Linked DNA regions of Mus musculus: region 2 is linked to region 1. A link is a loop called in an ENCODE intact Hi-C map of the cell type or tissue named here. Cell type or tissue: left cerebral cortex. All regions are shown on one strand. Links, peaks and the distances in the headings refer to the core of each region. The heading gives the core; the rest is flanking DNA. Region 1 has its middle 590 kb from the start of Cnksr2. Region 2 has its middle 410 kb from the start of Rps6ka3.

Region 1 (11,878 bases), core at 1,821-9,820:
GGAAATTGAGAATATTGCATGAGATGAGCATGTCTCCTGTCCCAGTCTATGGTGTAGCTAAAAGTTGGACAACAGGCTATGTATTGGCTTTCTTTTTGTTCCTGCTCCTTACTCTACCCATTTCTATTTCTTTGCCCTTTTCTTAACTTTCTTTTTTGTTGACTTTAGCTCATCCTTCTCTCTGTTGCTAACTTCTCCAATTGCTGATTGCCTTTAGTCATTAAACATGCTTAAGTTTTCATTCCCTAACAAAATCTTTCCCAAGAGTTGCTTCTTTAGCAAGATACCCCATCACCATATTTTTCTTCCCAGTGAGATAGATGCTTTTTGTTCTTCCACTTATGTACCCCACATTCTCTAGCTTTCTGCAATCTGGCTTTTATAAACTTGTGGTCTATGTTCTTTAATTTTCTCTAGCCATGCCCTAATGTCCTAGCCAAAAAGTACAGAATACCCATGATAGAAGCCACAGACCATAAGTTTAACAAGAAGGAAGGCCCAAGTGAGGATGCTCCAATCCCACTTAGAAGGGGGAAGGAAATGATCACTGGAGACAGAGGAAAGGAGGGATGTGGGTGGGAGAGGGGAAAGGTAGGGCAGGATCAGGTATGGAGGGAGAGACAGGAGAGAAGCCCAGAGGACCAGGGGAATGAATTTAAATATGCAGCTGTGGGGAGTGGGGTGTGAACTTCTAGAAAGTACCAAACCTAATTGCTAATTAGCCCACTAAACTTAGCATCATGAAGTTTTGTTGAGTATTCTCTTTACAAATGTTTTTCCCTGGCTTTGGGCTGCATTGCTTTCCTTTTTTTCTCTTCAACTCCTCCCCTCTAAGCTCCACTTAGTCCACTCTCCTGGTTTTATCTTCAAGTGTTCTATCGTTTGTGTCTGTTGGCTACTACTTCAGTCTGAAACTCGAAGGAGGGAGACTACTAAAAGCCACATAACTTGGGGGCCATATTCAATCTCCATCACCAGGAGACTCGCTGCAACCACCTGCTGCCACAGACATCAGGAGAAAAATATGTAAATTTTTTAGGTGGAATTCTATCTGATATTTAATTGATAATGATTAATAAGATTATGATTAATACGATGTTTAGTAAGATGCCACTAAAGTAGAATAATCGCAGAATGCTACCTAGCACTTAACATTTTGCCACTCTCAGTTCCTGGCTCCTGAGTCTGATTAAATGTGCTACTTGTGCTGTTCTCCACTAAATTCCATTACATTCTTTCAAGCTAAAAGTAGGTCCTGACAGGGAGGATGAGAATTGACACCAATTACTTAGTATCAGATCTACATTCTTTTGTCCTTCTTCTCATGTGTGATCACTAGTAAGAAAGAAGCAAAAATGATAGAATTTTAAAGGTGAAAACCTGAGGGTATCTGGGGGTTTATGAATGTGAAAAGGCTGAATTTTGGGTGTTTGGGAGCTTTACGAATTTTCACAAGCTTGGCACATGCTATCTGTGCTGAGATACCTTATGTGACATTGCCTCCAGCCCTCTGGTTGTTTTCCATTCTCCTTAATTCCTTGGGCTGCCCACTTTTTATCTCTAGCTATGATTCTAGGTCTTACCAGTCTCCTGTGTTTCACATCCATCCTTCCAAGTGATGGTTGGAAAACTCCACATAGATATCCTGCAGGTATTTTGACTTTGTCTGTAATACCTTCTTTATTGCACCCTTCAACAACTTTATCTCATCCCCAAACAACAAAAGGACAAATTTTTCATCAAGGAATGGAAAACCATCCTCAACTCTTCCCTAGCTCTCTTCAATTCCACCATGTATTTCCATTGACATTCACTCCATATTTCCCCCATCTGTCAACTCCTTCACACCCACTTCCACTTGCCCTAGTTTCATGCCTCAGCACTTTTTGCCTGGACTTGCGTAGCCTCCAGATACTCCCCTTTCCAATCTGTCTTTTACACTTTCCTCAAAAAATATGTTTCTTTAAAAACAAATGAATCCAATGTCTGGTTTTAAAATCTCTATTAAAAGACTGTTGCAAAATAAATTCATTCACCTGTCTTGCTGGCCAGTCTGAGGTTGCCATATGGACCCCCAAAAACTATTGCTTGGAGAATTTTTTAATTGGGATAGAATTTACATACAATAAAATAGACAGGTGTTATTTTGATTAGCTTTGATAAATGTATACACTCAGGTAATGGCCTAATAAAATACAGACCATTTCCATCACATTAGAAAATTCCCTAATTCCCCCTTCCAATAAATTCCTGCACTGCCATAGACAAACACTGTTCTCCTTCTTATTACCATTGATTATGTTTGTCTGTTTTCATCATAAAGTATAGCCTCTCTCTGTCGCACAGCATAATGATTTTAAGAGCCTTTATTTTGTTTTGCATATGGGCAGGTTATTGTTTTGTTGTTGCTGCTGCTGGTTTTGAATGTCCCACTGAAGGGTGATACCATTTCCAGTGTGTGGCTGGAAACAAACATTCATGTAGAAATGTCATGGTGGAGCTAAGCATTCATTTTAGGTACATATATAGGGATGGGATATCTGAATCACAAAAGAATTTAGTTAACTATATTTTTAAAATGTCTTAGCACTGTTGTATGTATTCACAAGGCATTAAAGTATCTTATTTTCCTAAATGTCTATTCCAGAATTCCTTTCTTTTCATCATTTTTTGGTTGGGTTTTTATGTGCTTCATATATTCACTGAAAGTAGTCATTGTATGCCCTTACTTCAACAATTCCTTCCTTTGGTCAGATGCCCTATATTTTAAATCTTTTCTACTAGCTTAGCTTTGCATTTTCTCAACTTTAATAAACAGAAGTTATAAACGTTGGTAAAATCTATTCATCAACTGTTTCTTCTTAAATAATTTTTTATTGTTTGAAAATTTCATATATTTATACAGTGTTTTGTTTTTGTTTTGCCTTGAGACAGAATCTCACTATGCAACCCAGAATGACCTAGAACTCACTATGCCGTCCAGGCTGGTCCCAGATTCACAGAGCTCAATCTACCGCTGCCTTTAGTATACTGGTATTAAATGCAAGTACCATCATACCAGATGTTATAGAATATATTTTGATCACATCCATTTACTACTACCTCTTTCCTGTTCCTCCTAATGTCCCCTTTTTAATCTCTCTCCCAACTTCATCATCATCCTCGTCATCATCATTATCGTTGTTGTTGATAACCCCTTGAGTCCCATTAGGGCTGTTCATTATACACACGAGTATGGGGACATCCAATGAAGCATGGGCAACCTACCAGCAGTCACATCCCCAGAGGAGAGTGACTATCCTTCAATAGCCATAAATTATCACTAGCTCCTCTACCATGTATTTAGTCCATGGTACTCCTCTCCATCCATGTTGGTCATGTAGTGTGAATACTTGTGGCTTGAAGTGTGAAACAATCATGTTATGTCCAGAAATCAGCATTTTACAGCTCTCTTTACAGCTCTCTTCTCTGCCTTTTCACCTCTTCTCTGCCTTTTCACCCCTGTTCCTCGATGATCTCTCAATCATTGCTGAGGGGAGGTTTATATAGATAAAAATGTATATAGTACTCACTTATACCTGAGTACTCACAATTATGAATCTCTATGTTAACAACTACTCAGCTGTAAACAGTTGCTTAAAAAAAAAACAACTAAAGTTAGAAGCCACACAAATTTATGGGCATAATCAGAAGTATTTAGAGAGCAGTTTGAAATCATGACTATGGTAGTTTGAATAGGAATGACCCCCATGGACTCATATAATTGAATGCTTATTAACCAGGGAGTGGCACTATTTGAGAAGAATTATGAGATATGGCCTTGTTGGGAGTGGATGTGGCCTTGTTAGAGGAAGTGTGTCACTGGGAGTAGGCTTTGATGTTTCAAAAGCCCATTGTTGAACCAGTGTACCCCTCACTCCGACTATAGATCATGATGTAGAACACTCAGTTACAGTACCATGTCTGTGTATCACCATGCTCCCTATCATGATGATAATGGACTAACTTCTGAAACTGTTAAGTAAGACCCCAATTAAATACTTTCCTCTGTAAGAGTTGCTTTGGGTATAGTGTCTTTACAGCCTTAGAAGAGTGACCAAGACATAGACCATTAACCAAAAATTAAAAGAAAGAAAGAGAGAGAGAGAGAGAGAGAGAGAGAGAGAGAGAGAGAGAGAGGGAGAGAGAGAGAGAGAGAGAGAGAGAGAGAGAGAGAGAGAGAGAGGAAGGAAGGAAGGAAGGAAAGAAGGAAGAAAGAAAGAAAGAAAGAAAGAAAGAAAGAAAGAAAGAGAGAGAGAGAGAGAGGGAGGGAGGGAGGGAGGGAGGGAGGGAGGGAGGGAGGGAGGGAGGAAGGAAGGAAGGAAGGAAGGAAGGAAGGAAGGAAGGAAGGAAGGAAGGAAGGAAGGAAGGAAGAAAAAGAAAGTAGGTTCCTATGATCTTTTCAGTCAAGGGCTCTTGACCATTATTACAGTACCAGTCATAAACTCGCTCCTATGCAGTAGATCTCCTATACAATATAAAGTATTTGCTTAATCCACAAATATTCATGCCACTATTGTATCAGTGTTCAAATCTTTCTAGGCAAGTTGATATTTTTCACATATGGGGTCTGGTACTAGGTGACACTATTAATGTATTTTCCTGACAGCACCTGCAAAGTACCTTCTACTACTAATACAACCCCTTAGGAAACCAGTGTAGAGTTTTCTCAAAAAGCTAAAAATAGGATTGCCATATGACCCAGCTATCCAAGACACATACCCAAATAACTTTTTAGCCTATTATAGAGACACTTGCATATCCTTGTTCACAGGGATAGTATTTACAGTAACTAGGAAATGGAATCAACCAAGATGTCCATCAATTGATGAGTGGAAAAAGAAAATGTGGTATATATACACAATGGCATATTAATCAACAGTAAAGAAAAATGAAATTTACAGATAAATATATAGATCTGGAAAAATGCACTAAGTGAAGTCACCCAGAACACAGATGCTGCATGCTCTCTCCCTTTTGTGATCCTAACATAGAATCTTTTGTTTTATATGTTTAAACTGAAGTACACATGGAAGATAGGAAATTGTTTCTGTTATGTTTGTACCTGTGCCCCATATAATTCCCTTGCCACAGACAGCAAACTTTCTCTCTAGTAGCTTTCTTCTAGAAAGCTTTTAATTTTTAGCTTTTACTATGTCTTTGATGCAACTTGATTTGATATATATGTGTGTGTGTGTGTGTGTGTGTGTGTGTGTGTGTGTGTGTGTGTGGTTTCAGTATTCATTATTTTAAATTGGTTTACGCCTATATTGAAAATTAGTGGGTTAATAAGTGCCAATCTCTTTCTGCATTGCTCATCTTAAAACTCAATGAATAATCTACTTTTTGTAACTACCACCATTCCAATTAGTGTGGCTATAATAAATCTTAAAGTCAGGTGATACAGGTGGACCAGTTTTGAGTTCTTTTCTAGAATAATTAGGTTAATTCCAGCCTTTTGTATATTTGTACAAATTTTTAAATCAGTTCATCTGTGTCCATTTTATAAGTATCTTAATACTATTATTAGAGTTCTACTGGGTTTATATATTAAAATGAGGAGAAACAACATCTTAATAAGACCAAGTCTTACAATCCATCCCCATAGTGTAGTGCTCTCTTTAGGCCTTCTACCAGTATTTTGTCATTGTCTCATTAGTATTTGCAAAGTAAGATATTTATGACTTTTGGTCATATTGCAAATGGAATTCTTAAGTTCCATTATTCAATTACTTGCTGCAAGAGTTTATAAATAAAAATGAATTTTATATCAAACTTGATTCAAATATCCTTGATAGTCTTAGTTTTTGTTTGTTTATTCTCTAAGAGTTTTAGTGTGAAATCATTTTTCATTTCATTTGCTTTTTCTTTCCAATGTGAATACATTTGTTTTCTGGTAATGTGAAAGACTTCTAATGCATTGTTAAATGGAAATGGTGACAAAGACTTGGTCGTTTCCAAACCTAAAAGACTATTTTAAATAGTTTATCATTGAGTAAAATGCTAAATGGAGACTTTGTTAGCTGCCTTTACTTAGAATGAAAAAATAGTCCCCTCATATTCATATTTCTCAGATAATTTTTATGATGAATAATGTTAAAATTTAGTCAAATTCTTTTCTTTATCTATTGAGATAATCTGGAGGGGTTTCTGCCTAATTCTCATAGTAGTTAATTAAATGGATTTAAAATATAAAACCTGATAGTCGGCCATCACTGGAAAGAGAGGCCCATTGGACTTGCAAACTTTATATGCCCCAGTACAGGGGAACGCCAGGGCCAAAAAGTGGGAGTGGGTGGGTAGGGGAGTGGGGGGGAGAGCATGGGGGACTTTTGGAATAGCATTGGAAATGTAAATGAGGAAAATACCTAATTAAAAAAATAATAAAAATAAATAAATAAATAAAATATAAAACCTGATAAATCTCATTTAGAGTATGTTGTCTTGTTCCATGTATTTTGGGATTAAATTAGTTGTTTTGCTAAGAAATCTTTTTAGGGGCTGGGCAGCGGTGGCGCATGCCTTTAATCCCAGCACTTAGGAGGCAGAGCCAGGCAAATTTCTGAGTTTGAGGCCAGCCTGGTCTACAGAATGAGTTCCAGGACAGCCAGGGCTACACAGAGAAACCCTGTCTCAAAAAACCAAAAACCAAAAACAACAACAACAACAAAAAAAGAAATCTTTTTTGAAAAATTGTAATTGTCAGCTCCCTGAGTTTATATCAAAGTTCATAATACTTTTAGTCTAAGATATTTGCTTTTTATTTACTATTTATATTGAAAAATTGTTTTCATACACTATATATTGAGCTTGTTTTTCTCCTTCCCCAACTCCTCCCAGATGCTACCCACTCAACTTTATGTTCTTTATCTGTGTCTTTCAAAACAAAGGAAGAAAAAGGCAAGAAACACACACACACACACATACACATACACACACACACATTCACACATTTTAAAAAGCCACACAAAAAAAACAATGATCAAAGCAAACAAGTCAAAGCCAACAGTAAAGCAAAACAAAACAAAAGGTCCTCAAAAATACCACTGAGTTTGTTTTGTGTTGACCAACTGCTCTTAGAGCATGGAACTTGCTCTTGAGTATAGTTGATATACCCAGTGATACACCATTGAAGACAACTCGTTTTCCTGTGGTGAGCATGTAACAGCATAGCTATTTATCATAATATATTCAAAATCATACTCAATATGCTTACTTTTCACAGTGAACTCATAATAATTTTTGCCTAATTAGAGTATCACAATATACTTATCATGGATTGGGGAAACTTCTGCTGCCACCTTTCTTCACAGCTCCAATTCCTCTAGGATTTAGTCTCTCAGGTTCTAGTCTCTAAAACAGTAGGGAACTTCAATTTCTATCTCTGCTTGAGCTCCAGCTTCCAGTATAAAGACAGATACTATTCATAAACAAAAATACCTTGTACATTTCCTTCTCTTAATATCACATATTGTATCCTTTACCTGAATATAATTTTTGCACTTATTTTTTTCAATTTATTTTTTCTACTTACTCACTTTACATCCTGCTCACTGTCCCCCTCCCAGTAACCCCCCTCATTCTTCCCCCAATGCCCTCTCCCCTTCTCCTCTGAACAGGTGCCCCTCCCCAGGCATCCCCCACCCTGGCACTTCATGTCTCTGTGAGGCTAGGCATTTCCTCTCCCACTGAGGCCAGACAAGGCAGCCCAACTAGAACAACATATCCTGCATACAGGCAACAGCTTTTGGGAAAGTCTCCAGTCCAGTTGTTTGGGACCCACAAGAAGACCAAGCTGCATATCTGATACATATGTGCAAGAAGGCCTAAGTCCAACCCATGTATGTTCTTTTTCTTTTTTTATTCAATTAATCCATATATTTACACTCTATATTTTACTGTCCCACCACCTACCCTCCGACTGTTCCACACCCCACAGGTGGTTCAGATTCTGAGAACCCTAAGGGTCCAACTTAGTTGACTCTGTTGGTCTTCTGTGGAGTTCCTGTCCCCTTTGCTGTCCCACAATCTTTCTTCCTATTCTTCCATAAGATTCTCCAGGCTCTATCCATGTCTGGCTATGAGTGTCTGTATCTGTTTAAGTCAGCTTCTGGGTGGAGCCTCTCAGAGGAAAACTTGCTCCAGTCTACAAGCATCATTCTCAGACAAGGATCTCCTTCCCTGTCTCATGCTTTCAATCTCTTCCTGCTATTACCATTTATGCATTAAAATTGCCATGAGATGCCAGTGTGGTATCATGTACCTGTAATCCTTGCATGTGAGAGTCTGAGACAGTAGGATCACAAGTTTGATGTCAGCCTGAGCTATAGAGAGAAAGTCTGTCACAGAGTCAAAATCTGGCAAGGATTCTTTTGGGCATTCTGAAGGAATATAAACATCAGGTCATTGTGTATTGCCTTATGGACTGGCTGCTTCTGGATACAATGAAGCTTTCTTTTATCCTCTTCCTAACCTCCAGTCCCACTCCCATATCACCACCCCTCCCCATCCCTACTTGCTCCTCTGAACTTCTGCGCATGCATATATGATGCATCCTTTCTCTTTTGTATTAGCTGTTTTATTTGAAGCCCTTAATTCTCCTAGAAAGGTTTTTTTCCTAAGAAATTCTATGTATTTTTAAGGAAGTCTATGTATGACTTCTTCCACTAACTGTAGGTTACAGAATATCTTAGAGTCAAGTAATGGGTACTTTTTATTGCATCCAATCCCCCTCTGAAATGTACTGGGACCTTGATTCTGTAAGGACATTTGTTTCTACACTTTTAACAAGTCCCCAAACTGCTTCTTCAATAGCTGAGCTGACCTGTCACAACATGTACTCTGGGCCACTGCCCCTGGGAAATGCTGGCAAAGTCTGTTAATATTCCTTTTAAAAAAATCCCCCAAGTTCAAGTTACACATCTATTTTTGTATTATCTTCTTTTGAGGAAATTAAAGGGCATATAACCCAGTGTTAGGGATGCTTTCAGCAATCGCCCTGCTCGGGAAGAAAACAGAGGTGTCCCCGAACAGCAAATGCTTCAGAATTGTGAGGAGAGCACACTCTAACATTCCCAAGTGTCTCTGTAGGAGCAGTAGCTTTCCTGTTACTGTCTCCTGGAGTTTCTTGATCTAAGTGTGCTGGTGTGGGTAGAGAGGCAGCTAGCAAATCCCCCGGTGACTTTAATGCTTAGGAAACTTCATGCAAATCACAATCTTGTGTTCTGCCTCAAGAACTCCAGGCTTCCCAAAGGCACAGATACAAAGTAAGCCTGTGCGTGATCCCTAGCCAATGTGTTTACATCTGTGCTTCAGTATTTCTGTATATGAATTGTGAAAATCACAGCCCTTCAACTAGGTTGCCTTGTCCTTGGGGGCAGCAATTGAATTCCTTCTTTAACAACAGGTCCTTCCTTGTCAGCCTGCTAGGCCCCCACTATAAGTTATATACCTGAGGCAGGAGAAGTTCACCAGCCCTGAACCGAATGGTTTTTGTACAATTACTGTAGGTTTATATTAGAAAAGCCACACATCAGTCAGATTGGATTTCTAGACCCCTAAATTGTTTTCAAAATGAAAACATGGCTTACAGAGCTCTATTCTTTAGGCCAGCATCTTTCACTGCCTTTCGATCATTGCTGTTATAAAAGGGAAGGTAAAGTTACCTCACAAATATGGACCCAGAAGCAAAATTGTACATGGAGTGGGAACAATGTCTGCATCATCTCACATTTCTTGTCCTCAAGATGCAGTATTGAATAACACAATGAACATTCTAGGCCTCCAATACATGATCTTCAGTGAGGCAGAGTGCATCGTCCCCTGCAGTCATCTGATTCAGCTATCCTATGCTAGAAGCTGGGATTTAGAGCCATCACATCAAGCAGAAGTGAAGACAATGGGATGTTTTGGAGATTATGTCTATGAGACTGGTTTAATATACATGACTGTTTCTGAACCTAAGGATTCTAGGGTTGAGGCAAAATTTTAATTTAAAAATCATTCATGGAACTGAACTTCTAAACAAGGAATGAAATTAGTAGAATGGTTGGATGAATTTAAAAGGTAATTGTGGAGAAGTACTTCTCCAAGGTTTGTAAAGCTAAATTATGGTTTTTAATCCTATTTCAAGGTTCAGAGCTCATAGCTACCTTCTTTATCAACGAGTGTTGGCAAGATAATGAAATGCAACCAGCAAGCATGTTACAGGATCATTGCAGTGGCAGTGTGTAAAGTCATTCACATTTCTGGGCTGAAACAATTGTAAAATACTGGAAAACGAAGACAGGTCTATGAAGCCTTGATAAAGAAAATAGTCATTTAAATGTGTTTATGACTACACATTTTATTTTCCCTCTCATGAGTAGCTATAGTGAAGCAATTAGTGACTGTGCTCAAAGATGGAAAATGAATACACCGAGGCTTCACTACAGACCAGAGTTCTCTCAGTTGAACTAAAACAAGTAAAGATTATTTTAACCTCTATGCATATTTCTGAGATGAAAAGAATATATAAAATTTGCTGAAAGGACCCAGATATAGCTGTCTCTTGTGAGACTATGCCGGGGCCTAGCAAACACAGAAGTGAATACTCACAGTCAGCTATTGGATGGATCACAGGGCCCCCAATGGAGGAGCTAGAGAAAGTACCCAAGGAGCTAAAGGGGTTTGCAACCCTATAGGTGGAACAACAATATGAACTAAGCAGTACCCCCAGAGCTCATGTCTCTAGCTGCATATGTATCAGAAGATGACCTAGTCGGCCATCATTGGAAAGAGAGGCCCATTGGTCTTGCAAACTTTATATGCCTCAGTACAGGGGATCACCAGGGCCAAGAAGTAGGAGTGGGGGGGTAGGGTAGTGGGGAGAGGGTATGGGGGACTTTTGGGATAGCATTGGAAATGTAAATGAAGAAAATACCTAATAAAAAAAAGAAAGAAAATTTGACTACTATTAAATCTACTGTGCAAATCCTACCTGATGAGTTCTTGATTTTAGTGTATAGAGTTTGCAATTTTAGAATGTTTAATAAATTGCTATTTTCCAGCTCTTGACTGAAATAGCTCACCTAGCTATAACATTAATTAAACATATTAATATTCGTCTATGTTATTTTAAAGCATGTGGCTAATAACTCACTATCTGGCTCTCTGATAGGTCTGTTGCCATATTCTGCCTTTCCTTTTCATAAAAATAAATTGATATCTTTTGTCATGTTTGGTTACAGTTTTCTAATGGAAGACTGCACAATGTGTTTGACAATGATCAAGATAATTTGAGTGTTTGAATAGTTATTTTCCCCCAGTAAGGTTCTATGTTTGCTTCTGGCAGGGGAGAGCTGAACTGATATGAAGCTGGGCTTTGTAAAAATGGTTCCTTTACGAGTTTACCCTCGACCCAGCCAGAGCTATAATTGAAGTGTCTCAGTTTACCCAGAACTATTACTTTTTAACTCTGTCCCATAAGATGCCTAAGTCTTCTGTTTAATTTCCCAATGTCTCTTAAGGACTGCCTTCAAATTTGTGAATGCCTTAGGAATTCTTGATAGACCTCTTAACCTATCCAAGCCACAGTTTCCCTGTGTTTAGTGTGACAAGCCTGGCAGAAATGAAGATATTCTAAAGAGACCCATGTCCCTCAGTCTGATTACCAGACTATTTATTGATGCAATTGACCCCAAAGAAATGGGCATTTCTTGGTGTTAGATGGAAAAGACATCAGTTAGAGAGGCCAACTTGGAAAAAGATTTCACAACTTGTCAGACTACCTTACAGGGTGAGACTGAAGCCCAGATAAAGCAGAGTCAATGTCAGTGGGACCACACCTTGAAAAGGACTG
Region 2 (11,878 bases), core at 1,650-9,649, 210 kb after region 1:
CTTCAGAAGGCACAGCCCTGCTGACACCTTGATCTCATGGTTTCTGTCTTCTGGAACTGTGACACTTTTAAGTTGTTCATAATTTGGTACTTGGTTATTGCAGCCCTAGAAAAGGAGGATGGATTTATAACTATTTTGCTTGCCTCACACTTATTGGCTGTTACATTAACATCTTGTTATAACCAAATGCCAATAAGAGAGTCGCATAAGGTATCCACTGTGAAAATATTTTGTTATATGTCCACCCAGAAATCATTAGATTCTATTCCTGGTAAATCATTAACTTCAAAACTATTTAAGCCTCCTGGTTTGGACTTAATGCATAACATTGACTGCATTCTAGTTTTCAATAGCTGCTGCCTGCTGCCTGCCATAGTCATACCCCTACCATATGGGAAAGTCTGAAAAACCCTGCCCAGGTTAGGAGGCCATAGCAAAATAATATCCATTTATTGTGGGGAATAGAGGAAGCCCTGAGTGTGTGAAGGCCTGAATGGGTGTGTAATGTTCATATGAGCCAACCATGTCAAGGACCATGGATTCAGAATTATGGGGAAATTTATAAAACGTCCTTCTAAAGTGATGCTCAGAGGAAGAGATGAGTCTTCCTCTGTCCGTATGTGGATGGTGATAGTGTGTAAAGAAAATGTTCACCATAGCTTTCTCCCCCTACTCAGGATAGTTACAGCCTAAAGAATTTTTCCCTACAGAGACTACTCTTACTGAGCTTAGCTAAATTTGTCTCTTTGTACAGCTGTATATAATAACCCTGCCTCACTGTTCAGATGTATGCAATAAGCCCACCTCCTTATTCAGCTGTGTATACCAAACAAGCTAAGGCACTATGCTGTTTTTTTTGTTTTTTTCTCTTTTTCATTACAGAGCCTGGTCCACTCAATCCTAATTTTTCTGTGTGCCTGTGTGTTTACATTTTTTCATTCCCTTGCCGCTCCGGTCAGGTGTATTCCTGGAACCATGCCGGATGTGGCAATCTTTTCCCCAACTTCTAGCTTTGCCATAAGGTCAATGACTTCTTGAACTTATTTCAAAGATATTTTGTTCTAATCCTAAAATCAAATCTAAGTGATTCCAAGCCAAATGAATCCAATTCAAACTATCCTATGGTAAATTAAGCAATCTTAAGACTTGTTTGTGGCATGTTAAAATAATACAATTTTATAGCCATTTATTCCTACCATCAAAATGCATTATTTTATGTGATAATAATTTTAATTTTTTAAGAACTATCTCAGTCAGATATTTTAAATTGAAATCTGGATAACAATCTTGCCTGGAGACATCATCCTCCAAGAAAATGGGTCTGAAGATGCAAAACACACACATACACACCACACCACACCACACCACACCACACACACAGACACACACAGACACACACAGACACACACACACATACACACACAACTCATAGATAAAGAAAGTTGGCAGAAATCTTATTGCTGTAGTAAGAACAAAGCTGATGGATTGTGAGGGGTTAAAAAGAAAAGCCATGTATTGGTGCTTTATAAAATAAAAGGATTACCTGCCAGAAAAGGATGCATCCTTTCCCCCATATTTGGTTCCCTCTACCAGGTATGTGATGATATCTGTGACTGAGAACCTTTCCCAGGAGACAAGGGTTGGGAGTAGTTTCTGGGCTTCTATAGTTCAAGGACCCAATGTGAAGGTTAACAGCTAGTAGATAGTTAAACAATTGTTATGTTTTGAGGTTACTCTGTGAATTATTGAACCAGTGATAAGCCACTCCCAAGCCAAGTCCATCTAGTTTCTGACCTGATCTATATTAATATGAGGAAGCCATGGTGGTACTTGAGATTTTAGAATATCAGTGCCAACAAGCGCACTGTATCCAACCACTGGGGAACAAGCAGTATTCGCCTTTCCTTTATGCATTGCTACTCAAGGAAATATCACTAAGATCCTAGAGTGACAAAAAAAAAAAAAAAAAAGGATTGCTACTGAAGACACTTGTCATGATGGCAGGAGGTAGGTTCTTCCTCATGGGTACCATGTCTTCAGTCAATTTGTTCTGCATCTAAGAACTAGATTCAGATTCTCTCTGCTTCCGTCTCTTTGTCCTTCTTGATCTCACTTGTTCTTAGTCTCTCTCACACCAGTTCTCTGTTTCTCTTTCTGCCTGTCTCTGTCTGTGTCTCTGGGGCAGGGGTGCTGCTGGGGCTCAACCCCATGATCTTGCACTTGCTTGGCAAATGTTCTACTACCTGAGCTTGGATCTTGAAACTTGGTACAGGATTTTGACATTCCATTAGGTCACAGACCTCTGATTTCTTTTGATTATATATGGCAAGCGCTATTCAGGTTGCCATTCTATATTGCCTCTAAAATACTATGCCATGTTAACTATCTGTCTCCAAAGATCCTAGCAAGTCAGGGTCCCCTGGCTGAGATTCTGAACCTGCTGCCCGTAGTGATCATTATGCCTGCCTTACTTCTAATGGTCCAGCATTGCCATCTGCTATTCTGGGATCACATTAGCCCCATTGCTGCTAAGAATCTAGTTCTGTAATAACATTTCCTACCATCAGCTCTGGCCTACAGAGAACATCCAATATTAAACTTTTCAATGAGGTTGCCCCTTTTCCCCAGTGCATTTCTTATTATCTTGGAAAATAAATCTTTCCCAAGGAACATAGTCAACTGGTGGGGTTTATTATATTTAATAGAATAATTTCAGCATGCCCTTTTTGGGAAATCCCTTTACCCCTTCTTTTAAAGTCTTTGTTGGCAACCCTGGTACCTCTATTTCATCTAATAGAGACCATTTCTTTTTTACTCTAGTTTCAAGAACTGTCCCAGTAATGTATGAAAAAATAAGAAAAGAAAATTAGATTTAAAAAAATTCTTCAGGCACATCAGATTTTTAAAAAATGTTCCACAAAAAGTGCTCTAATATTGATGAAATAGACAGAATTATAAGATAGCTCCCAAGATGCCCCACTAATGTACACATCCTGTATAATACTTCAATTTAAATGAAGATAGGACTTCCTAATTGTGGGGACTCTCACTCCTCTAATATAACAAAGATGAAGTGCTTTTACACGGAAAAACTTAACTTCAGTCAGTTGATGTTTTGCTGTATCAAAAGGAAAATGACCCTGAGATGAGGCAAATCACTCAAAGGAGGAACGTCATCAAAGCTGCAACTGCTTTCTTTTTTGGCCTGAAAAAAGCAAGCTGCTCTGTTCCAAAGAGGCCATAGTGGGAAGCAGCCTCTAAGAACTGAAGACCCCCAACCCTACAGCTGTAAGAGTAGTCCCAACCAGAAGGCTTAGAAGAGGACTTCAAGTCTCATATGAGACTGTTCCAGATCACACTGATTTCAGTAGAGCCACCCTTGAACCTCTGAACAAGGAGGTGGTAAATAGATGAACTGGTGTTGAGCTTCTAGGTGCCTTAACACTGTTACACAGCAATGGCAAGCTAATACAATGGGCCAGTTTTTCTTAACACCTTTCCTTTGCCTTGCCTTCTTGAAACAGCAGCTTTAGGAGTACGTCTAAGCGTGTTCTTTTGGTGGTTTCCAGTGCTGGTTAGTTAATCTTTTTAGTTCTTTAAATACACAATTTTCTTTTCCCTAAATACACTCATCTCTGCTACCTGGGTCAAGCAGAGATTTCATTGGTAGCTCTTGGTCTAAAGATGATTAAGATTGGTGGACACAGATCACGAGAAGGGAAGAAAAGCTTTAATTTGTAAGATGTTTGGTTTGCTTATGTGAAAATATCCACTGTGAACTGTCAGCTGGGACACCCACACATCTCCTCTACAGCCCCTCCATATGTATAGTTTTGAGCAACCTGAGCACCTCTGAGTCCTTCTTCAATTGCCCTTACCACCTTTCTCCACACTGAGATCCTTACTGTGTTTCTAACAGTGCAGCATTATAATGTCACATCTCTGATGCTTTTCACTTCCTGCTCCTTTTGGGAGGAATATTTCTCCTTTAAATTCAATTTAGCGTTTTTCTTCCTATCACCTTCTCAGTAAAGCCTCCCTGGCGACTCACATTATAAATTACCAGCTGTAAGCTTAGGGACTCTTTGTGATTCTGCTTGCTGCTATATATCTTGAGGCATTTTGTTATAGATACTCAGCAAATGTTGGATGCAGTAACCAACCAATGAATACAAGTTAAAGGAAATGATAAAGGAGAAGCTTCTTGTGAGAAATTACTCCAGAATTTGAAGCAGTGGTTTGTGGATGAGCATGGAGCACCATAACTGCAATTTTCTAATAAAAGTTTCTGGTTCTGTAAGTCTGGGATCTTGTCCCCAAATTTGCATTTCCAACGAGCTCTTGGGGGATTCTGATACTTTCAGTTCAAGGATCAAACTGAAAGCCACTGGTGTGAGGGCACACAGATGAAATATATACTGCAAACTAACCTAAAAAGTCCCATGGCTTTTTTTATACCTTAAAACAATTCCCAGGTTGGAATAGTAAGTATAGAAAATTTTCCAAAACTTTTCTTTTTTTAAATTTTATTTTAATTAGGTATTTACTTCATTTACATTTCCAATGCTATCCCAAAAGTCCCCCATAACCCCCCCCCCACTCCCCTACCCATCCACTCCCACTTCTTGGCCCTGGCGTTCCCCTGTACTGAGGCATATAAAATTTGCAAGACCAATGGGCCTCTCTTTCCACTGATGGCCAACTAGGCCATCTTCTGATACATATGCAGCTAGAGACACAAGCTCTAGGGGGTACTGGTTAGTTCATATTGTTGTTCCACCTATAGGGTTGCAGATTCCTTTAGCTCCTTGGGTACTTTCTCTAGCTCCTCCATTGGGGGCCCTGTGATCCATCCAATAGCTGACTGTGAGCATCCACTTCTGTGTTTGCTAGGCCCCGGCATAGCCTCACAAGAGACAGCTATATCAGAGTCCTTTCAGCAAAATCTTGCTAGTGTACGCAATGGTGTCAGCACTTGGAGGCTGATTATGGGATGGAACCCCGGGTATGGCAGTCTCTAGATGGTCCATCCTTTCATCTCAGCTCCAAACTTTGTCTCTGTAACTCCTTCAATGGGTGTTTTGTTCCCAATTCTAAGAAGGATCAAAGAGTTCATTCACACTTTGGTCTTCGTTCTTCTTCAGTTTCATGTGCTTTGCAAATTGTATCTTATATCTTGGGTATTCTAGGTTTCTGGGCTAATATCCACTTATCAGTGAGTACATATCATGTGAGTTCTTTTGTGATTGTGTTACCTCAATCAGGATGATGCCCTCCAGGTTCATCCATTTGCCTAGGAATTTCATAAATTCATTCTTTTTAATAGCTAAGTAGTACTCCATTGTGTAAATGTACCATATTTTCTGTATCCATTCCTCTGTTGAGGGGCATCTGGGTTCTTTTCAGCTTCTGGCTATTATAAATAAGGCTGCTATGAACATAGTGGAGCATGTGTCCTTCCTACCAGTTGGAGCATCTTCTGGATATATGCCCAGAAGTGGTATTGCACCGGGGAAAAATTCCTGAATAGAATAGCAATTGCTTGTGCTGTAAGATCGAGAATCCAAAACTTTTCTATGGAAGAGCATAATCATATTTTAAAGTGCCTTTAAGTTCTTGCATATGCTTTATACCAATTGGATCAAGAGATAACATGATTTAAAAATCTTAATTCCAAGTTGAATAGTAGAATGATAAATAGCCAATAAATGATTTACAAAGTCTTAATATTATACCAAAGGGCTTATATTTTAATGTTAAATGGAAAAAGTAAATATGAATATGTGCCTAACTTAATCCCAAATGTGTTAAATAAACATAGGAAAGTATTAAAAAGAATTATCTCTACAATAACTATGATTTTCTTTTAGGTAAAGTAATTTGGAAAGAGATAGTGTTTTCACTTTTTATGACTTTCAAATATTTCTATAGTAAGCATGCATTAGGATGGGCAGTAGAACTTACCCAGCCTGTATAAGACCATGTATTCCCTCCCAACACTAAAAGTAACACTGAAGTTGGCATAATAAGTATTGATTAGTTCTGAATTTTTAACCTGTCAAAATTTTTACATATTCATAAGTATCCAAAAAAGACTTATACACCAAATCATCTTTAAGTTCTTTAATTGAATGAACATTAAGTAATTCATTCATACCCCCCCAAAACTGCCTTTTAAAGACAAGCATTAATTCATTCTTATTTTCCCAATTCCAAATCATAAAACCTATATACAGTGTTGTTAAAAATAAAACACAAACACCTTAATTAGGATCACATTTGCAAATCTCCCTGTTGATTTTCCATTCAAGGACTTTGTGAAATATTTTTAGTGCTGTACAAAATGAAAGGAACTGGAACGCTAATTAGCATGAATCCTGCTTTTCTCTAGGTTAAACATGAGGTGGCTTGTTTTAAAGCAACGTAAAAGACAGCCATACTGTTGTGAAGGCTATCTTTCTGAAATGATGCTGTTGCAGAAAATTGTTTTATGCAGTAACCACAAAAGAGTGGTACCTAGGGGAAAGTATCACATCTTTTGAAAAAAAAATTAAAATGAACTAATCTCAGTTTGTTCAAAGATCATAAGCACTGGAATTATAATGGTGTAACCTTCACATTTGAAACATGTAAATATTCCATAAAACAGAATTAAATATAATAACAGTTCTGAAAATATTTAAAGTAAAAGGGCACAAAGGAATATAAGTATGTATCTAGTTGTTCTCTACACTGAACAGGCAGGAATTCTTCCAGGTTACTTTATGACGTGATAATTATAGCTATGTCTCAGGCTTCGGATTAGATATACTTATACTGAAAAGTATCCATTAGTTATCCAAATGTCCAGATTTACTGGGTGTCCTTTGTTAGCTAGATAAGCTAAAGAGTTCACAGAACATTTGTCTCATTCTTGTAACTTCCCATGAGTAGTAATCATTTTTAAACAACCTTTAAGTGAAAGAATAGAGTTGGATTCAGACCATCTGAAACTATCTAGAGTTGAGGGTAAGTATTAAAAAACAAAATAAAACATTTCATGAGGTAAAGCCTCATGTATCCTATGTTGGTCTTGAACTTGCTTTGATTCTCCCACCTCCACCTCCCAGGTATTCAAATTACAAACCTGTGCCAGGGCATCTGGTTTTAGGCAGTGCTGGGGGCTTCTTGCAAACCACAAATGCATTCTTCCAACTGAGCGACAAGTCTAGCTATGTATATTTGTCAAAAGATAGAGTCAAAGAGGCAATAGTACCGGGATAAGACATAACATAAAATCACTTAAGGACAGCTGAGCCAAAGACTTAAAAATAAAACTATTCCTTAAAGCTGGGTTGTGGTTTTGCTAATTCACAGGAGACGAGAGAGATGAGACTGGAAGCCATTTCTATGCCCATGGTGCTGCACTGACAACAAAGAGATTATTTAAATCCAGTGCAAAGATATTTGTATTTAGGTTCTGCCTTGTACTGTTATTAAATGTATGACTTGGTCATTTTCTTTTCCTTTAGAAACATCTTTCTGCAGACCTGAAACTGCATGAAAGACAGTAGAATTAAATGTGAAAGTTGGGAAACAGCAGAAACAAGTCATAGAGAAACAAATGTCATTCTTTTACCATTGATCTATTTTTTTTCTTCCATTGAAGCATTGTTTTTAAAGAATATCAAGCTGTTTACTCTTGAGTCATTTCAACACGAACCTGAAGCGGATAAGAAAGGAAAATAGCAGGGTGAGCAGTCCTTCCAAATCTCACTCACATTCTCAGTTTAGGGGGAGTGGACTTGAAGAATTAACTTTCTTCTCTGGGGGAGGGAATTAAGGTAAGAGGGAGAGAGTACTATGAGAGTGAGCAAAAATATCACAGCAGCAGAACACATGGTGAGTGGGCAGAGTGGGAGAACACTACAGAAATGGATATGCATGACCTCACCATGAGCATCCCTAAAATAGCCTGGAGAGATGGGAGGATTGACAGCTTACTCAACACTGTGTGTCCAGATGCACAGAGCAGACCAACAGCTCAATAATCATTCCTTGCCTGTCAGTTTTGTTGAAGACCAGTGCTTAAAACCCAAGATAGTTTTGTTCAGAGAACCAAGTATATGCTTTTAAAGTGTATTTTTCCACTTAGCAACATGCCTGAAGCAGATTTCTTTTCTTGAAGCCAACAGTCATATCCCATATGTGATATATGGATAGTACTTTGCAGAAAACTACCAGCTAAGGAAAGGAATTTAGGGTTTTCATGATGAACATTGTAGATTAGAGATTTACAGATCAAATAATGCATGCCTCACTTTTGACAAGCTTATTTTCAATTTGGAGGGAAGACAAAAAATTCACAGAAAGTTGCAAATTTCATTTAAAAGCTTTGAAGGGTTGAAAATTGCCATCTTTCAAAACACTTGTTCCACACTTTCAGATTTGCAGAGATTTTCTAGTCTACCATTTCATCCATACAATAGCTCTCTGAGGAGGAGCTTTAAGGAATTCAACATTGAGGATGCAAGCAAATACCATCTCAGCAGTGGGACTCATGAAGCCCTACTTCTAACTAAGGAACTACTAGCACTTGATAGCTGCAAGGGGAGAAAGATCCTTCTTTGAAAGTGTAGCCACTGGCAGTTGCTGATGCTCCTATGAAATGTTCCCCACCCATGCACATATGGACAGCACTAAATTAACTGAATTTAATAACAATGAAAAGAATAATAATAATATTACATGAAGCTTGGAGGTAGACATGAGGAGGGCAGGTCTAGGGGAAGTGGGAGGGATGAAATGGCAGGTGACTATGAACATGTTTTATTTTACTATGTACATATGTATTATGAAATCATCAAAGAATTAAAAGGAACTTCTTAAGAACTACTTCAATTCCACATCACACCAGTCAGAATGGCTAAGATCTAAAATTCAGGTGACAGCAGATGCAGGGAGGATGTGGAGAAAGAGGAACACTCCTCCATTGTTGGTGGGATTGCAAGCTTGTACAACCACTCTGGAAATTAGTCTGGCAGTTCCTCAGAAAATTGGACATGGTACTACTGGAGGATCCCGCAATATTTCTCCTGGGCATATATCCAGAAGATGTTCCAACCAGTAAGAAGGACACATGCTCCACTATGTTCATAGCAGCCTTACTTATAATAGCCAGAAGCTGAAAAGAACCCAGATGCCCCTCAACAGAGGAATAGATACAGAAAATGTGGTACATTTACACAATGGAGTACTACTTAGCTATTAAAAAGAATGAATTTATGAAATTCCTAGGCAAATGGATGAACCTGGAGGGCATCATCCTGATTGAGGTAACACAATCACAAAAGAACTCACATGATATGTACTCACTGATAAGTGGATATTAGCCCAGAAACCTAGAATACCCAAGATATAAGATACAATTTGCAAAGCACATGAAACTGAAGAAGAACGAAGACCAAAGTGTGAATGAACACTTTGCCCCTTCTTAGAATTGGGAACAAAACACCTATTGAAGGAGTTACAGAGACAAAGTTTGGAGCTGAGATGAAAGGATGGACCATCTAGAGACTGCCATACCCGGAGTTCCATCCCATAATCAGCCTCCAAACGCTGACACCATTGCATACACTAGCAATGCTGTGTACCATTGCATACACTGACTGGATGCTCAGAGTCAGCTATTGGATGGATTACAGGGCCCCCAATGGAGAAGCTAGAGAAAGTAACCAAGGAGCTAAAGGGAACTGCAACCCTATAGGTGGAACAACAATATGAACTAACCAGTATCCCCAGAGCTTCTATCTCTAGCTGCATATGTATCAGAAGATGGCCTAGTCGGCCATCATTGGTAAGAGAGGCCCATTGGACACGCAAACTTTATATGCCTCAGTACAGGGGAATGCCAGGGCCAAGAAGTGAGAGTGGGTGGGTAGAGGAGTGGGGGGCGGTATGGGGGACTTTTGGGATAGTATTGGAAATGTAAATGAAGAAAATACCTATTTAAAAAATCAAAAAAAAAAGAACTACTTCAAATAGTAACAATTCACTTGATTTGCTGACAGAGATGTGGAAACTAATTGGCATCCTCAGATGCATATTCATATCCCTAACCCTGCACTATCCAAGGTTTTTGTCCTCAGTAGCTGCTAAGCAAGTGTCAGTGAAGGCAAGTGGTACTGATGTCTTGATAAGTGTTGCAGATGAAGAAACAACATGAATTGCACCAGCGAACTCGATGCTTCACACAGGTAGCAGTTCAGAAAACAGAAGGAGTAAACTATCAGGAGACAAATAATGTTGGAGCGCTTATTACATGCCAGATGCTGTTCTAAGCCACTAACTGCTATTTCCTTATATAAATCTCATGATAACTTGGTTATTATGCTGAATTTTTTAAAAAGCTAAATGGAATCAAACTATCATAACTAAGCTTTTCATTATTCAGCCAGTAAGGGAATAGTCACTTCAGAAATCCAGAGGGAGGGGTTAGCCCAGGGTAGTATTCACAGGACAAAGGATAAAGGAAGGAAGGAAGGAAGGAAGGAAGGAAGGAAGGAAGGAAGGAAGGAAGGCAGGAAGGTAGGGAACTCTTGATTTTAAAACAGTGATGCATTCCAGAGCAGTGTGGAAGAATAGAGAGAGAGAAAACTCAAACAAGGAATGTGTGTTAGTGAGGAACCATTACGACAGTGACTGTAACCAACAGATCACAAAATCACTGTGGCTTTCTATGTCAGTTTGTTGTCCATGTGACTTCCAAAAAGAAAACGTATTCATGACATTGTTTTTCCTTTTATCTCTTTCTTTTTTGATCAGGTCCAGTCCCTTAGGGTATATTGATAAATGCTCTGAGCCTCAGTGGAAGACAAAGGGAAAGAGAACATGAAGAAGAATTCTCGGAATTGGTCTATTTCAAATGCCTGGTTACTATTTTTCTACCCTGTATCCACTTCTCTTACTATGGCTAAGTAAAACTGCAAATGATGCTTGAAAGTTCAATCCAGCAGTGTGCCTGGGAGAGAGAAAAGAGAAGACAGCCTCAATTATAGCATGTACACTGGAACTGCTGCCATCTACTATAGAAAGCCCTCATTGTTCTCTTACAGTTCAGTCTCAGGCATCATTTATCACTGACCATGATGGTGAGAGCTGACTGAAAGGGTGGTAATCAAACATAATATTCCCCTTAGTATTAGCAGCCACCTCTAGTCTGTTCCATGAGTGTCTACTTTCCTCCATCACTGTGTTCTCATTTGGGAACATCAACTTCTTAAAGTAATGTAATGAGCATGCAAAAAAAAAAAATTCTGGCCAAGGGAGCCCTACCAAACTGCTAAGAGGAAAATAATGTCAGGAAACTCAAGGTGCATGAAAACTCAAACACAGGAAAGAATATTTCTTTCAAATCTGTGAAAGGATAGAGGTAAAATTCAATCAGAAGTATTTTCAGTAAGTCTAGAGCATAGAAGGGATAGATGCTAAAAATGTGTGACGTTTCTGTGCCACTGGCAACAGACCCCCAACCTTGTGTGTGTTATACACACCCTCTTCCACTGAGCTGCATGCCCAGCCACCAAAATAATGTCTTCAGGAGATGGATGTGAAACATGAAGAAATGAGAAGTGGACAGAGAGGAAAAATATGCCCATCACTTCCCAAAGAGTAATGAATCACCAATGTCATTGACAAAGACATTTAAATTAGTTGTGTGTGTGTGTGTGTGTGTGTGTGTGTGAAAATACTGCTAAGTTACAGCCATAAACCTTCCTCCATCTCCAATGAATGATCTAGGGCATTCCTGTAAACTTCCAAAAGATAAGAGAGAACTAAATCTAGTGAAGCCCAAACTGGGGTCTGTGGACCTCTTCTTCTACCATCACTCTGACAAAAT

The links. Hi-C counts contacts between places; a loop is a spot of excess contacts. Peaks named below come from ENCODE experiments on the same cell type or tissue, not always from the same donor. Only the 100,000 strongest peaks of a DNase experiment are listed, where the experiment ranks them.
Region 2: it touches region 1 in a loop (3-fold over the local background); 2 of 42 quality-filtered maps call a loop at or near these places.

Annotation. Positions count from the first base shown.
Region 1 is chrX:158,630,740-158,642,617 of GRCm38, forward strand. No RefSeq gene overlaps it. Among named protein-coding and RNA genes, the nearest start is that of Cnksr2, 590 kb to the left of the region's middle. In left cerebral cortex, for the core only: no CTCF peak of the experiment used is centred there; a DNase peak (open chromatin) is centred at 1,861.
Region 2 is chrX:158,844,580-158,856,457 of GRCm38, forward strand. No RefSeq gene overlaps it. Among named protein-coding and RNA genes, the nearest start is that of Rps6ka3, 410 kb to the right of the region's middle. In left cerebral cortex, for the core only: no CTCF peak of the experiment used is centred there; DNase peaks (open chromatin) are centred at 3,907, 4,038, 6,399, 7,360 and 3 more places; H3K27ac peaks cover 3,328 bases.